2 separate regions of the Mus musculus genome follow, and region 1 is linked to region 2. Evidence: chromatin loops called from intact Hi-C (ENCODE). Cell type or tissue: left cerebral cortex. All regions are shown on one strand. Links, peaks and the distances in the headings refer to the core of each region. The heading gives the core; the rest is flanking DNA.

The links. A loop is a pair of places that touch in the nucleus more often than their neighbours do. Peaks named below come from ENCODE experiments on the same cell type or tissue, not always from the same donor. Only the 100,000 strongest peaks of a DNase experiment are listed, where the experiment ranks them.
Region 1: it touches region 2 in a loop (2.4-fold over the local background); 2 of 42 quality-filtered maps call a loop at or near these places.

Annotation. Positions count from the first base shown.
Region 1 is chr7:49,360,798-49,368,303 of GRCm38, forward strand. It overlaps Nav2 (neuron navigator 2), which reads left to right. Exons shown (of 39, transcript NM_175272.3): 2 at 1,301-1,418. Among named protein-coding and RNA genes, the nearest start is that of Gm51448, 14 kb to the left of the region's middle. In left cerebral cortex, for the core only: a CTCF peak has its summit at 3,662 (motif pointing right); DNase peaks (open chromatin) are centred at 4,100 and 5,024; H3K27ac peaks cover 1,752 bases.
Region 2 is chr7:49,142,743-49,150,248 of GRCm38, forward strand. The region is part of intron 3 of 9130015G15Rik (RIKEN cDNA 9130015G15 gene); the gene reads right to left. It also overlaps a transcript of Nav2 not described here. Among named protein-coding and RNA genes, the nearest start is that of 9130015G15Rik, 16 kb to the right of the region's middle. In left cerebral cortex, for the core only: a CTCF peak has its summit at 3,879; a DNase peak (open chromatin) is centred at 3,585; H3K27ac peaks cover 1,533 bases.

The DNA of each region.
Region 1 (7,506 bases), core at 1,496-6,495, 220 kb after region 2:
TGCACACTGATATATTTAAAGATGTAGAGCGCTCCCTGGGCACAGCAGCTACCCTCCTCTTCAGTGCTTGCCAGACAGTTGCCCTTAGAAAGCGTGGGTGGAGAGGCTCTTTGGAGCCTCCCCTAAGATTTCAGCCTTTCCCACTCCTATACCTTGTATGGGCCAGTTGTATATAATTCTGCCATGATTTTCCTGTGTGTCCCTGGACCAAGGGAGGTGCTAAAGTCTATAGTCTCTGGAAAGATCATTGAAGGAGAAAGGCCATCTTTGCGGCAAGTGGTCATCGTGCTGGGACGAGCCATTTCAGAGTTGTGGCAGCTTGGAGGTTACCAGTTCTCCCTAAGAAATAAATTCATCAGTTCCCCAAGTTAGACCTTGGTACAATCATCCGTTTGTAGCTGGTCCTTTATAAAGTTTAAAACATTTGTCTCTCTAGGGAAAGAGGTCCCACAACATGTATTAGAATTGGCTAGGTTTTATTTGTAGATTCTCTCTCTCTCTCTCTCTTTTTAGATTGATTGATTGATTTAATGTATATGAGTGCTGTATTTGCATGTATGCCTGCATGACAGAAGAGGGCGTCAGACCCCATTAGAGATGATTGTGAGCCACTAGGTGGTAGCTGAGAATTGAACTCAGAACCTCTGGAAGAGCAGCCATTGTTCTTAACCACTGAGCCATTTCACCGGCTCCCTATTTGTAGAATCTTGACAGTAAAAATGGTGGCTGGCTTTTAATTAACCTAGTTAAAATTTCAATGATGGCGAGGCCATAGTTAGCTCTACTTCCACGTGTGTGATAGCAGGACTCTGTGCTTCCCTCTTGGCTGCTTTACAAGGGAGCCAGGCTCTTGAGAACTCTGCCCACTCAATAGCCCTCTTTGCCTTAAATGGCCCATCCAAAGATGCCTATTGGGTGGCAAACTCCCCATACGTTTTCTCCATAAAGTGAAAAAGCTGTGACGGGCTAGGAGAGGCCTCACTTGTGTTCAGAGCTGCAGCGTCTCAAAGCCGTCTGGACAAACTATTAGTTCCTTGTCCCCTGGCCTATTCAGGTCTGTGCATGTTTTGACGCTCTTTTTAGCTTTTCTTTCACAGTTTTCTCAGTAGACTGGACCGTTGCAAGCTAGCTGAATGCCTAGCCAGCACAATGCACTGAATATTAATGGTTCTGGCAGCTCCCTTGCCAGTGCCTGCAGGAAAGTGACTGGGGTACCCAAGCATAGGTCCCAGCAGTTGCCTCTGACCCTGAAGTGGGCTCTGCCCAGATTCCTGAAGTTGCCTGTGTGCTTTCTTTGTAGATCTACACGGATTGGGCCAATCATTACCTCGCTAAATCCGGCCACAAACGCCTCATCAAGGACCTCCAGCAAGATGTGACCGATGGCGTGCTCCTGGCCCAGATCATCCAGGTTGTAGGTAAGCCCATCTTTCCCTCTGGGAGCTAGCTAGTGAGGTACAGCAGAGGCAGCCCAGGGAATGCGAACCCTGACGTCTCTACCAGACATGTCGCCCATCCTCTTGACTTCCTTTTGATTCTGATTGTGAGGAGCCCAGCAGTTTAGAACTGTTTCCATTAAAACTCAGCAGGGCTGTGGGTGTAGAATGCTCAACTAGAATGCAAGCCCCAGGTTCCGTCCCCAGTACTGTATAAACCCAGTATGATGATTCACAATCTGGAGGCAGGATCAGCCAGTCAAGGCCATTCTCGGCTACATAGTAAGTTTAAGGCCAGCCCATGCTCTCAAAAGAAGAAAAGTCATGGCAGAGCTGCCTTAGCCATCCCAGGGCCAGAGCGGGAAACTGGGGCTTTGAGATGGACTCTCTACCTGTGTCCTGCCTCCTGCCTGACTCTCTTTCCTTAACTCGCATAGTTCTTTTTAGAAGACTTTGGGCATGCTTCAAAAAGGAAAAGAGAACACAGGGCTGTTTAATCCTGCCAACTCTGACAGGGGCTGAGGAAATCAAAGGCTCCAGAGATGGTCTCTGGTGGTTTCTGGTTTTAATACCAGGGCAAAAGAGCTTGAGCCATTGGGATATTTGCGCCTTAGACCTGAGCTGGGAGGGGTGGGTGGACCAGTGGGTGGATCCTGGCCATTTCACTGTCTCTGGTATGCAGCCCTGTCTGAGAGTCAGAGCTGTGGAGATCTGTTGGTGTACATTATCCAGTTGATGGTTGCCATTGTCAACTGTAGCAGCCCGCTAATGCCAGAGAAGAAGGTCCAGGACAAGGACCGGGCCCCAGCTCCTCCACTTATTGTGCAAAAGCCGCTTTCCTTTCAGCCAGGAGAAGTGAGTGGATTTCAGAGGTTAAGCCGTGCTAGTGTTCTGCAGGGAGACCCACAGAAACGCAAGCAGTGGGGCCTAGGCTGAAAGTGGGGATTGCGGCTGACAGAGAAAGAAGGTTCCCCTCTACCTTGCCATTGATTTCTGAGACTGATTTCTTCTTTCCCCTTCTTCCATGACTGCTTTGCTCCTGCCACAAAGGCAGCCATTTAAAACATGCTTTTATTATCTCACAGCTTCCACACATCACCTAGGTCAGGCCCTGATCATGTTCGAGGCCCGCATCCTCATGTAGGGTCTCGCTGGGAAAGGGTTGGCGTTCATGCTTGCTTCGGTTACTGGTGGAACTCATGTCCTCGTCACTGGGGGACTCTGCGTGCTGAGTCTTGCTGGCAACCAGCTGGAGATGACCCTCACCTCTGAGCAGCTGCTCTTAGAGCTTCTTGCCGTATAGGAATCCTGACCCTTCAGCACCAGCTCAGGAGCAGTCGTCCCAGTGAGACGAACTCTCTTACGTAATGTCGGAGTTGCAGGTTCTGCCCACCCTTGGGGAGAGGACTGTACTAGGCGTAGGTACCACCACGTACCTCATGGGAGGACACCTAAACGGAGTTGTGCTACTTCTCCTTCAATCCCGCCCCCCCCCCTTCCTTCTGCTCTTCATCACTGCACACGCCACAGTCTTTGAGAAGCTTTGCTCATTTAGATTCCTCTGCCCCTAGGAAGTGGGTAGTAGATTTCCCATTTTGCCAATGGGGAAAGGGAGGCTCCATGAGGCCCAGGAGCCTATGTGAGACTTCTTACCTTGGCGCACCTCTGTGGCTCGCTGGGGATGGAGAGAGGGCTGGGCTAGGCTCACAGCCTTGGAGGCTATGCTTCCACCTTGCCTTCATCTTTGTTGAAGTTCTGACCTGTGCCTGATCTGAGCTTTGAGGTCCTGTCAGCAGGCTTGTGGCTGGCCCTGAGCCTCCTTGAAGCATATCTAGGGGTGTGATTCTGCTGGGAGCCCGCCCCCCCCCCCCCCAGTTTCATCTATCAGTAAGAGAGAAAATGGAAAAGGATAATACTGAGGAGTCTTTCTCTGCCTTGCTCCATGCCTCACAGGCTCCTTCCTCACTCTGCTTCTGTTACCTCTATTTCCCACTCCCCTCTCCCCTGTGTGTGTATGCTTGTTAGCATTGGGTGTGTACAACAGTGCATGGGGTGAGTGTATGTGTATATGTACATATACATGTGTGGAGGCCAGAGGTTGATATGGGGTACCTTCCTTAATTACCCTCCACCTTTGTTTACTCTATTTGAAGATTTTATGTTATTAGTTTTACTTATGTGTGTGTGTATGCATATTTATACATGTGAATGCGGTGCTCCCTGAGGCCAGAAGAGGGCACTGGAATTGTAAGCCAGCTGAAATGGGGCTGGGAACCAAACTCAGGAACCTTTTCTGCAAGAGCAGCAAGTATTCTCAACCACAGAACCATCTCTGTTGCCTCACCCATCTCTATTTTTTGAGACAGGGCCATCTCATTGATCCCTGGCCAATGAGCTTCCACCTGTCTGCTCTCCCGTTCTGGTGTCACAGGCGTGCACTGCTGTGCCTGCTTTTTATGTGGGTTCAGCAGATCTGAGCTCAGGTCCTTATATTGGCACGGCACGTACTTTCCTGACTGAGCCATCTCCCCAGCTGTTTTTCTGACTTGAAAGTGGGTCAGCTAACCGTGTTTTTCTTTATGGGTGCTTCGTGAAAGGAAAGTTGGAGATCAAATAAGAAATATGTGAGTTTGATGTGCTCCGGGATAGCACTCGGTAGCAGCTGTCTAGAGCAGTAGGCAAAGGAAGATGATGTCGAGTGTCAGGGCTGATTCATCATGCCCACCACAGACTCAGAAGAGGCTCATGGTAGGATGTGTGCTGTCAGTTTGCTGAGCATGGCTGTGAACATGGGCGATCAGCTTTATCACTGCTCGGGAGCATCGGATGCTTCCCTGAGTCTATTCAGATGAATGGCTCGCTTGGAACTAAACTGCTGCTCTGTGTTTCTGCAGGCTCAGGTCAGTAACAGCAGAGTTTCCCAAATGCTGGGGTTTACATGTGTTTTGGGTTTCAGATTTGGGGGCTTTGATAGACTTCCATATGCATGTGATATGTTGGGAATGTTTTAAGTCTAAACAAGCAATCTTAAGTTTCATAGGCACTTTGTATACATAGCTTGAAGATAGCTTTATTCAATGTTTTTAGATAATTTTGGATGTGAAACAAAAGGCTAGTCGTGTGGAACTTTCTATGTGCCACATCAGGTTGATGCTTAGAAAGTTCCAGATTTGGGGGCAGTTTGGATTTCAGATTCTCAGATGAAGGTTGTTCATGGTATAACTACAGATTTTGGGGGTACCTCAGGCTCCAGAAGACGGTAGCTCTGGCTGGGGGCTTCTCAGAGAAGGTCAGGTGCTAGCACACTGGTGTTTCCCTGACAGCGCCATGCGTGGGCACACTTCTGAGCTCTGTGCATGCATAGAGATCCAGAAGATGGAAACTGGGAAGGAAGCACACTTTCCCCGGTGTTGCTATGATAAAACACTTGACGGAGTCTACTGAAAGGGGAAAGAGGTTATTTTGGCTTACAGTTGCAGAAGGACACACAAAGTCCATCATGTCGAGGAAGGTGTGGTGGAAAGAGCAGGAGGCTGGCTACTCACACTGTGTCCATACTTGGAGACAGAGGGAGAAGAAAACGCAGTCTTGGACTGTAAAGCTCAAGTCTCCCCCACCCCAGCCACCCACGTCCTCCAACAAGGCTCAACACATTACCAGCTGGCAACCAAGGGTTCAGACACATGAGTCTGATGGGGAACTTTCTTTGTTTCATTTTGTGTATTGAGACAGGGTCTTCCTATGGAGTACTAGCTGGTTTGGAACTCACTATGTAGACGAGGCTGGCAGGAAACTCAGAGAAATACCTCTGCTTCTGCCTCTAAGAGGCCATCATGAAAAGTGTGCCTTCACAGGCTAGCATTTCGAATGTCAACTACGCCACTATCCAGGGGTATGTCTCCTGATGGGCGAGGAGCAAGACTTTCTGATCTTGGTGTGGACTGTCTAGGACGCCTCCCCTTGAGCTCTGAATTCCCTTCTTTATGTGCTCACTATGAGAAAATATAGAGTGTATTTGTGTGGACATCAACGTGTGCATATGTATACCCATGTGGGAGTTTTCTAGAATTTGGATACTACCGGTCACCCTCTCGATGTGTTAGACTCCAGTGGCTACCCTTGAGCTGGTGTGTTCCTCTGGAGTCCAGCTCTTTCTGATACTTCTCCTGGCTACCCCGTCACCATCAGAGGGACCCCCATCATTCCGCCTACTATGGTCTTAGGCTATGTCTTCTCTAGACCTGGGAGGTCAGAATTTTGTCTGGGTCCAGCACATAGTAGTGAGGTTCAGGAAAAGCTGAGAGGACCCTGCAAGAGTGGTGTGGGAGAAGGCGTGACAACCATGAGCAAGGATCTCTCTTACCCATTCATGAAGGCTTTGTCCTTGTGGCCAAGTCATCCCACATCGGCCCTACTTCTCTATATAACCACACTGGGAATTAAATTTCTGCCTGTGGATTCAGTGGTCTCAGGGATACATGATTCGCATGTGGTCCTTCTTTCATTCAGCAGAGTCTTTCCTTAGTGTTTCCTAAGGACCAGTTCTGGCTGCCAGAGCTGCATAGAACAGTGAAATCTAAGGGTGTTAGAATGAAATGATGGTACCAGCAGATTATAACAATGGAATAAAATATGGACTATACTGGTAATAAGTAGAAAATTTACAAATAAACACAGTGATGAAGAGGGAGCTGGGCTAAACAGAAGAAAGCTGCTGCTGTTGCTGCTAACCATGGCTGCATCTTCTTGGTGGGGTCCACACTGAGAACCGGATCTAGATAAGGCTTGGGGAGGGCAGGGCTAGAATCTCTCTGATCCATAGCACCTAGGTTTTATCTTGTACGGAGCATGCAAACAGGATGCATGCAAGATGAACCCTAGTGGCTGTGGGGGTAGGGAGGTTACCAGCCCATATCATGACCACATGATCAACATCCCAGTCCCAGTAAGGGGGGGATGGGAGCCCTGGCCTTCTGAGATGGTTGGCTGGGAAGAACATGACCTTACTTCAGTTTGGGATGGAGCGCATGAAACTAATCACAAGAAATCACAGACAAACCGAAACTGTGAAGCATTCTGTTAAAAAAAAATAATTGAAACAAAACTGGCCTGTGTTTCCCAAAAGCATCAGCGCCTTGAAAGACAAAGGGAGAAACGATGCCAGGATGGAAGAGGCTGAGGAGGCACGGCAAGAAATGGGCTGTGTGGTCTCTGCCTGCAGCCTCTGAGTGGGGAGAAAATGCTCTCTCAGACATTTTTGAGTTAGTCGACAAAATTGGAGTACTGGCATTGTATCAACACTAAATTTTCTGTGTTTTATAATTATACCATGGAAGATGATATCCATGTCCTTTAGAAAATCCATATCGAAGTACGAGGGGCGCAGGATGTGATCTGCATTGCTTACTCTGACGTGATTCAAGCCAGGTGTGTGAGGACTCTTGTGGAGTTCCAGCTACTTGGTAGGCTAGCCCAGAAGCTCAAGATGACCTAAACAATGTAGCAAGACTCTGTCAAAAATAATAACATAAAGTAAGAGTCATTAAGTGTGTGTGTGTGTCTGTGTGTGTGTGTCTGTGTCGTGTTCCTATGTAGAAACTATGAGGGCAGGAGGAGGGAGAGAGAAAAATGGACAGCAACTTAGATGGGAGGAGGGATGGCAAGAAGCAGACAGGAGTCAGGAGCGGCGGGGGTGTGTGTGTGTGTGTGTGTGTGTGTGTGCGCGCGCGCGCGTGTGTGCGTGTGCGCGTGCACGCACGCGTGTGTGAGGGGGGTGCAGGCCTTTAATTCCAGCATCCAGGAAGCAGAGGCAGGCAGATTTGTGAGTTCCAGGCCAGCTTGGTCTACAGAGGAGCCCATGAGGAAAAGCTGAGGGTAGAGATGCAGGGTCAATAGGGCAGCATAGGGCAGGAACCCTGGGTACAGCATAGGACATGCTGAGCATCAGCTTAAGAACCAGCTTGTTTCCAGACCAGGAATGACTTTCTCCCCATGTTACTCAGTCTGCCCCAGGCACCCCCCTCCACACCCAGGTCTGAACACTGGGCTGTTTATGACCCGGGCTTCCCCA
Region 2 (7,506 bases), core at 1,659-6,658:
TCTGAAACTGTGAGCCCAAAGGAGTCTTTCTGCTTTAAGTTGTTTCAATGGACAATCTGGTCCCAGCAATGCCACAGCAAGCATCCCTGGGTATCCAAGGATGGGCTCACTAATGTGATGCCCAAGAGAAGAGAAGTGTGTGTGTGGGGGGGTGTGCTCTGCTGTACAGATGCCTCAGGATATTGAGGGCTACCTCCCAGGCAAAGAGGAGAAGAACACATTCACATGTCAAATCCCAGAGCAGGACAGCATCCTCATGAAATCTCACAAAGGATGCCCCAAATAAGGCGTTGAGATTATATCCTGTCCAGATGCATCTGTGGGCAGTTGTCCCATATTGGCTCCACAGTTTGCCGGTCCTGGGAGCTACCTTTGATGAGGGTCAGCCCAATCACACAATTTCCTCGAGTAATTAGGCAAATTAACGCCTCATTTATAAAGACTCTGACTTGTTTCATGTTTAATTCTAGAAGCATGTTTTGATACAAGTATCCCTATATAAGATAAGAAAACGGAGGTAGATGGGCGGTAAGCCTTTTAGCCAGTTTTGTAGCTTCCCTGTGAGATGGTCTCCTGCTGCTACCTCAGGTATGTGTGTAAATGGTGCCAGCAGCAGCAGCAGCAGCAGCAGCAGTAGCAGCAAGGCCACCCTCTGCTGTCTGCACTACCCTGGTCTGTCCCAGGAGCCATGGTGTCTTCTCAGAATAAATGTCTCAGAGCCACCTGCTTCACTTTTGGAGGAAGTTCTGACATTCACTGGAGGGAGACCAAGCATTTCAGACTCCAGCCTTTGGGGTGGGGGGCATTTCATATTCAAAGCATGACATTACTCCCTTCAAGACCCCACCTCCCCACCCTCCATTTGTATCTTCTTAGCACCTCATCTGACACTGGTATCATTCATTCATTCATTCATTCATTCATTCATTCATTTGGTTGGTTACCTATCCTTTGCTAGAATCTCTCAAGGATTGTGGACACTTGATTCTTCACCTCTTCTCCAAGCACAGAACACCTTCAGGCACACAGTAGGTCTCAAAATGATGGTAGATTACATGTGAGAGGGGGGATTCGCTGATGGCCCCTGAGTTTAGAAGTTACCTGTTGCAGGTGACATCAGTAGGAACAGCTGACCTGTACAGAGCTGTCCCTGCAACCAGCCTTGGCTAAAGCTTGTTACTTCATTTTCATTGGCCTGAGCTTTAGCATCCAGGGCACAGCGGGGCAAAAAGGCTCACCTGCTCACAGGTGGCAAAGCCCAAGGACAGAAAGTGATATCTTTGTCCTCCCCTCCTCCAGCCTGTCAGGGAGCCACCCTGGGTGGTTTCTGAGCTAGCATCACGCAGGGCCAGAAGGCCCATCGCTCCTCACCTGCCTGCTGTGGGGGTGGCTCTTGGCAAGGGCCCGAGTCAGGCGTTTGATTTGCTTTCAGCACCCAAGGGGGTGGCAGACTAATTAATGGCCAAGCAGCTGGTGGATGTGCCCTGACTGTCTGAAAGATCTGGGTAGACCCACATTAAGCAACGGGGCTCAGTTTACCAACACCCTGCGGTCTAAGGGGAGACCATGTAATCCTTGGGGCAGTGTGTGAGGTTATTTCCATCACAGGAGGATGAGGGACGGGAATTGGAAGATCTTTTATTCTTGTCTTGGCCTGGCCACTAAGTACATGAAACTGAGAATATTCCCAAACCCTACCTGGATGTCAGTGGTAACCCCAGCCACCTCCTGCAGAACAGCCATGGGTGCGGAGTTAACACTGGTGTGTGCTGAGGCAGGTCACTCTTCTCTGCTTGAAGAGGCTCTGTGGCGCAGACAGTCCAGGTGCTCAGGAAAGACTGCATCCCTGCCTACTCTCCATCCATCGCTCATGCATCAGGCTGTAAATCCATGTTTGCCTTGGAGGGCCAAGCAGCCCTGGGCCAGCCTTGGAAGTTTTCTGTGGGTTCCATAATGATCCCTCTTCCCAAGCAGCGAGGCTGGGGCTGGAAGTGATCATGTTGGACACACACACATGCGTGCACACACACATACACACACACACATACACACACACCCCTGCCTTCCTCTCCCTTCCTATCTACCTATCTACCTCCCTCTTCCCCAACCTCCTCCACCTCCCGTCCTCTTTTCCTGAGCATTTACTGAAGTAGGCATGAAACCTGGTGACTCTCAGACTCCTCAGTCCCAGGAGGGCTCTCAGCAGAATCTGAGGCCAGTATCCAGATTCCTCTTCTCTGTGATATTTCGAGGCAACTCTCTTCTTGTCCTCCTCATCTGCCTCTTTTCCGATTAAAAAAATAAATACATATTGTATACTAATTGTAGAAAATTTGGGGGGAAAATGCCAACCTCCCACAATTCTGCCCCCCCCCCAGAAATAGCTGTTGTTCACATTTCTGTGTATTGACATAGCCACTTGGGGATATTGTGTTTAAATTGCTATGCTATATACTTACTGCTTATTAATTTATGCAAATATCTGAGTGTGATTAGTTTGCATGTATTTAACTTGTTAGAAAGGTTTTTTTTTCCAATGTAAGATCTGGAAAACCTGGACCTATTGCCTGAGCTGGGCATCTTCTTCACTACCTGTGTGAGACAGAAGGGCAGACTGTGACTTTCTCAGAATCTCCTCTCTACCACAGCCCCATGGTAGGTCCAGAGAACTAGATAGATCTAATGTCTCCATGGCTCAGAAAAGGTGTCATGTGCACATATTGTTTCCACAGGGCATGATGCAGGCCTAATGCTTCTCTTTGTCACCTGCTGGCTCAGAGGTTCAGAAAAGGTCAAGCAGCTAGTCCAAGGTCACGGGGTTACAACATGATGGCTCTGGTACACTGGTAGCCTTGAACTCCAGAAGCCCAGCACCTGCCTGGTGTCCTCCCACATGACACATGCACCCATCCACAGACATAGATCCCAGGGAAGGGGCTTGCAGTTGGCCCTCCTTCACGTTTCTAAGGCTAAAGGAAAAGCAGAAACTAGAGGCAGAGATTGGGGCTTAACATCCACGTGAGCCATTCCTGCTACCTGCCTATCCCAGCTACTCCTGCGTTATGATGGCCTGGCTACTTCTCCCTCTGTGTCTGTCACCACCTATCTTGTTCACAGCTCCATTTCCCCTCGTGTCAACGGATCGCTCAACAAAATGTTTTCCATCGTTGCCAGCTATTTTTATCCCTTTTATCAGAGTTATTTCCTTTGTAAATAGCTTCCTGGCACAGGGGAGGCAGCCTCAGTCGGTTCCAGCAAGTGCTGTGGGGACAGGGAGGGTGTGGGCACCTATCAAGGGAGGGAAGAGTGGAGCAACCTTGGGCCTGGCTGGCCTTGGGGACTGCTTGTGCTGTGACAATGGCAGCAGGGGGATGCTCATTCATTCCACTTCCATTGTTGGAACTATTTGAGCAGGCAGCATGTGCACAGGCCTCGGAAACACACAATTAGCGACAAGGCGCCCAAAATAGACTCAAAATCGGCAGCATTTCGTTTAGCTCAGGGCTTTTCATGCCCGCAGAGGGAGAGCATTTCTGCTCCCAAATGCACATCTATTTTACAATAAGACAAATGCTTCCTACCCCTGCTGTTAAATCCAGCCACACGCCCTTCCCTGCCAGCCAGCCAGCCCTGCTCCCACGTCCTCGGCCAGCATTTCCTTTTGTGGCTGCGAGTGATGCTCACAGCAGCGTCCTCATCTCGAGCTTAGTGTACCCTCCCAGAACTGCTGCGCCATTAGCTCTCATGAGCTGGGATTTTCATCAGCTAACACTGTGTGCAGGCTGCTGTCCTAACAGCTCACTTGCAGAAGGTGCTGCTGATGCTGATGCTGATGTTGCGGGAGAAAAGAGAGCCAGCAAGACATCAGTGGAAGCCTCCTAGCCCCAGAGGTCGCACCAGGCCACTGCAGCCAGCCAGGTCTGCTCTCAGAGTGTGGCTGGTTGTCACTGAGAGTTTAAAAGGACATGAACTTCCCAAGGAGTAGAGTTGTGGGTGGGGGGTTGAGTCCAGAGATATCAGGACTCACATTTTGGCCGTTTAGACACAACAGGACTGGCACTTATGTGAACTCGGGAAGACTGAGGCAGCGTGCACTGGCTCTGCAGAGGTCTGCACCAGACAGGCCCTAGAGCTGAAAGGAGAAGTGGACACATGACCCCACATCTAACCTGAAGCTAACTTTGAAAGTTTAATTTTCTCCAAGGAACCATCGCTGGGGAAACTACTCTTAAGGGCAGGCTGCACAAAATGAACTCAGCGGCATCTTTGGAGATTCTTTGCCTCATAATGTTAGGTTAGAGCATTTTTTATAGGCCCTATGCGTCTTTATTATGACTTCCAGTTTCGTGTTTTTATGGGATTCCTATGTATGCGGATGTGTGTCTCTGGGTCTGTATTTGTTTCTTGTGCTTCTTATCTCTTTTTCTTGTTTAGTTGTTTTTGTCTTACTCCAAATTGTTTGGTTTATTTTATTTTATTAGCATTCCTTACATGCCTGTGTTCGAAGGAGAGACAGAAAGTATGTAGATCTGGATGGGGGAGGGGGAAGTGGGGAGGAACTGGGACAAGTAGGGGGAGGGGAAACCATAGTCAAAATATACTGAATGAAAGAAATCTATTTTCAATAAAAAAAAAAAAAACAGGGTTTTACTTAAATTATGCCAAATCCTTGTAACAGCCCCACTAAGTTATTATACCCATTTGACAGATGTGATGACTGTGGCTCACAGATGGGAGGTTGTGAGTCTGCCTCTATAGTCCCTGTATAGAAACACACTGGACAGCTTGCACATCTGCACGTACATTGCTGTGAGGCTTTACTTCTTGGGATGGATTTCTATTTTGTCAAAATTCTACATTCTGGGTACCCGTACTATTGTCTCAGATGTTTGAGTAGTCTTGGGCATGCCCCCAAGCGTTTCGGGGGCACTCTGTTTCTGTTCTCACAGGATTTACTAGCCGGGATGGGGGTTGGCAGTCTTGTTCCATAAAGCGCCAGCCAGGAGAGGATTTAGACTTGGCAGCCATCTAGACTCTGCTGGGTATCAACTCACCTCCCAAGGAACCGATAAGGTCACAGTCAATAAGAAGAAAAAAAAAAAGCAACCCCATCTGGCCAGATGTGACCCTCTAGCCCCAGATCTACAAGGCCAAAAATGTCCACAAATGTTACATTCCACATGTAAGTGCAGAAAGTGGTGTCATGGAAACCTGAGCTGTAAATCCAGTGGTAGGGATTCGGAGTTTTGATTCTTTGAAACACTGCAATGCTTTCCCAGACTTGGCTCCCCTCATTGGTTCCTACTGACAACAACATGTCCTGTGGGACCTCCAGTCATTTGTCCTTCTCAGAACAGCTCATGTGGCTGCACAGAGTGAGGCTCCTTGAAACACACGGTACACACAGAATAATAGCAGATCTGTGTTTAAATCTTTACCCTTGACCCTGGTCTTCACTGAACCATGTACCCTTGAGTATATAGGCTCCCCTCTCCACACCTTACTCTCCTTATATAGGAGACAGGAGGGAAACAGAGCCTTCCTAGTAGGTAACAACGATTAAACGCAACAGTATATACCGTGTATTTAGGACCATGTCAGTGTAAGTTGTTGTTCCCTCCAGAGGGCCTGTTTTAGGTACAGTTTTCAGAGTTTGCATGGGAATCGTTCATTTTGGCTGACTACAGGCCCTTGGTGGGCTCTGCCTTGAGAACAGGAAGCTCTGACTGGCCTCTGCTCTGTGATGAAGTAATGAAGCCCAGGAAGCCAGCCCAGCCATGCTGGGCCTTGAGACCGATCTGTGTCTTCAGAAACCTGCACTTTGCTGGCTCTGGCTCTAACTGGGTCATTTTGGGTATTCTGTTCCATATAGATGGCCTGACTTTGAAAGCTAGGAAATTTCAGAATGGGCCTCGCCATGCTGACTTGTGCTGTTGACCCAGATGGAAGCTAGGCCTCTGTTATTTGCTAATTTCTCAGTGTCAAGTGGATATTGCTCTACTTGCACACAGAAAGCTAGGGCTGGAACCTCCATGGAGGGGTTCTGGTTGCTTGGAGGATTATCCTGTGCATATACTGATCTTCAGGGAAGGGGACAATGCTTGGGGTGTTCTGGAGGAGGTATTGGCTTTCTATCAGACTAGGTATCGTAGGGTTTCATTGCTATGAAGCGACACCATGACCAAGGCAACTCTTATAAAGAATAACATTTAGTTGTGGCTGGCCTACGGTTTCAAAGGTCCAATCCATTATCATCATGGTGGGAAGCATGGCAATATCCAGGCAGGCATGGTGCTGGAGGAGTCAAGAGTTCAACATCTTGATCCAACAGTCAGGAAGAGACTATCTTCTTCAGGCAGGCAGAGACTATGTCACACTGGCCAGACTTCTTAAGCATATATATATATATATATATATATATATATATATATATATATATACATACATACATATACATATACATATATGTATATATATACATACATACATATATATACACACATACATATACATATATGTATATATACACACATACATACATATATATATATATATAAAATATATATATATATGAATGAGACCTCAAAGCCCCACCTCCATAGTGACACAGTTCCTCTAACAAAGCCACACCTCCTTATAGTGCCACTTACTATGGGCCAAGCATATTCAAACCACCACACTTGGAAAATCAGTTTTATCACAGCATTTTAATTCCTCTTAACAACCTCTTCCATGAAGTTGGGCATAGTGATACACTCATATTAAACCATGCATGTGAGAGGTGGGAGCAGAAGGGTCCAGAGTTAAGGCCATTCTTAGCTATATAGTGAGTTTAAGATAATCCCAAGTCATGTGAGATCCTGTCTCAAAAATTAGGAAAGGAAATTGGAAGCATTTGACTTGGAGGTGGGACTGGACCTCAGCTGGTGAAAGGTTCCCTTGGGGACCTGAGTTCAAGAACTGAATGTGTTCATGTGTGTGTATATGTATGTGTACACATGTGTACATGTGTGCATGTTCATGTATGTGAGCGTATGGAGGCCAGAGTTGATATCAAGTTTCTCCCGTAATTGCTCTAATTTTCCACCTTTATTTTTGAGACAGTCTCACTGAACCTGGAGCCCATTAACTTGGCTAGCCTGGCGAACCTGTGAACTCCTAGGATCCACCTGTCTGTTTCCCCAGCTCTGGGACTCCAGGGACATGCCTCAACATCCAGCTTTTTACATGCATGCTAGAGAGCAGGACACACAGGTCCCGTGTTCACATAGCAAGTACTTTACCTCCCAAGACACAAGAACTCTTTCCAAAGGCAGGCATGGAGCCATGAAGATGCACTAGACAGGTGTGTCAAGGAGCCTGATATCACATAGCAAGTGTGTCAGTCAGGTTAACAGGCAGTTCGCTAACACAGAAAGTCTGGGGCACACCCAGATCTTAATGAAAAGAATGTAGTTCTCCCTCCCATTATAGTCCATGGCTGACCTTTCTTGGTGGAAAGGAAGA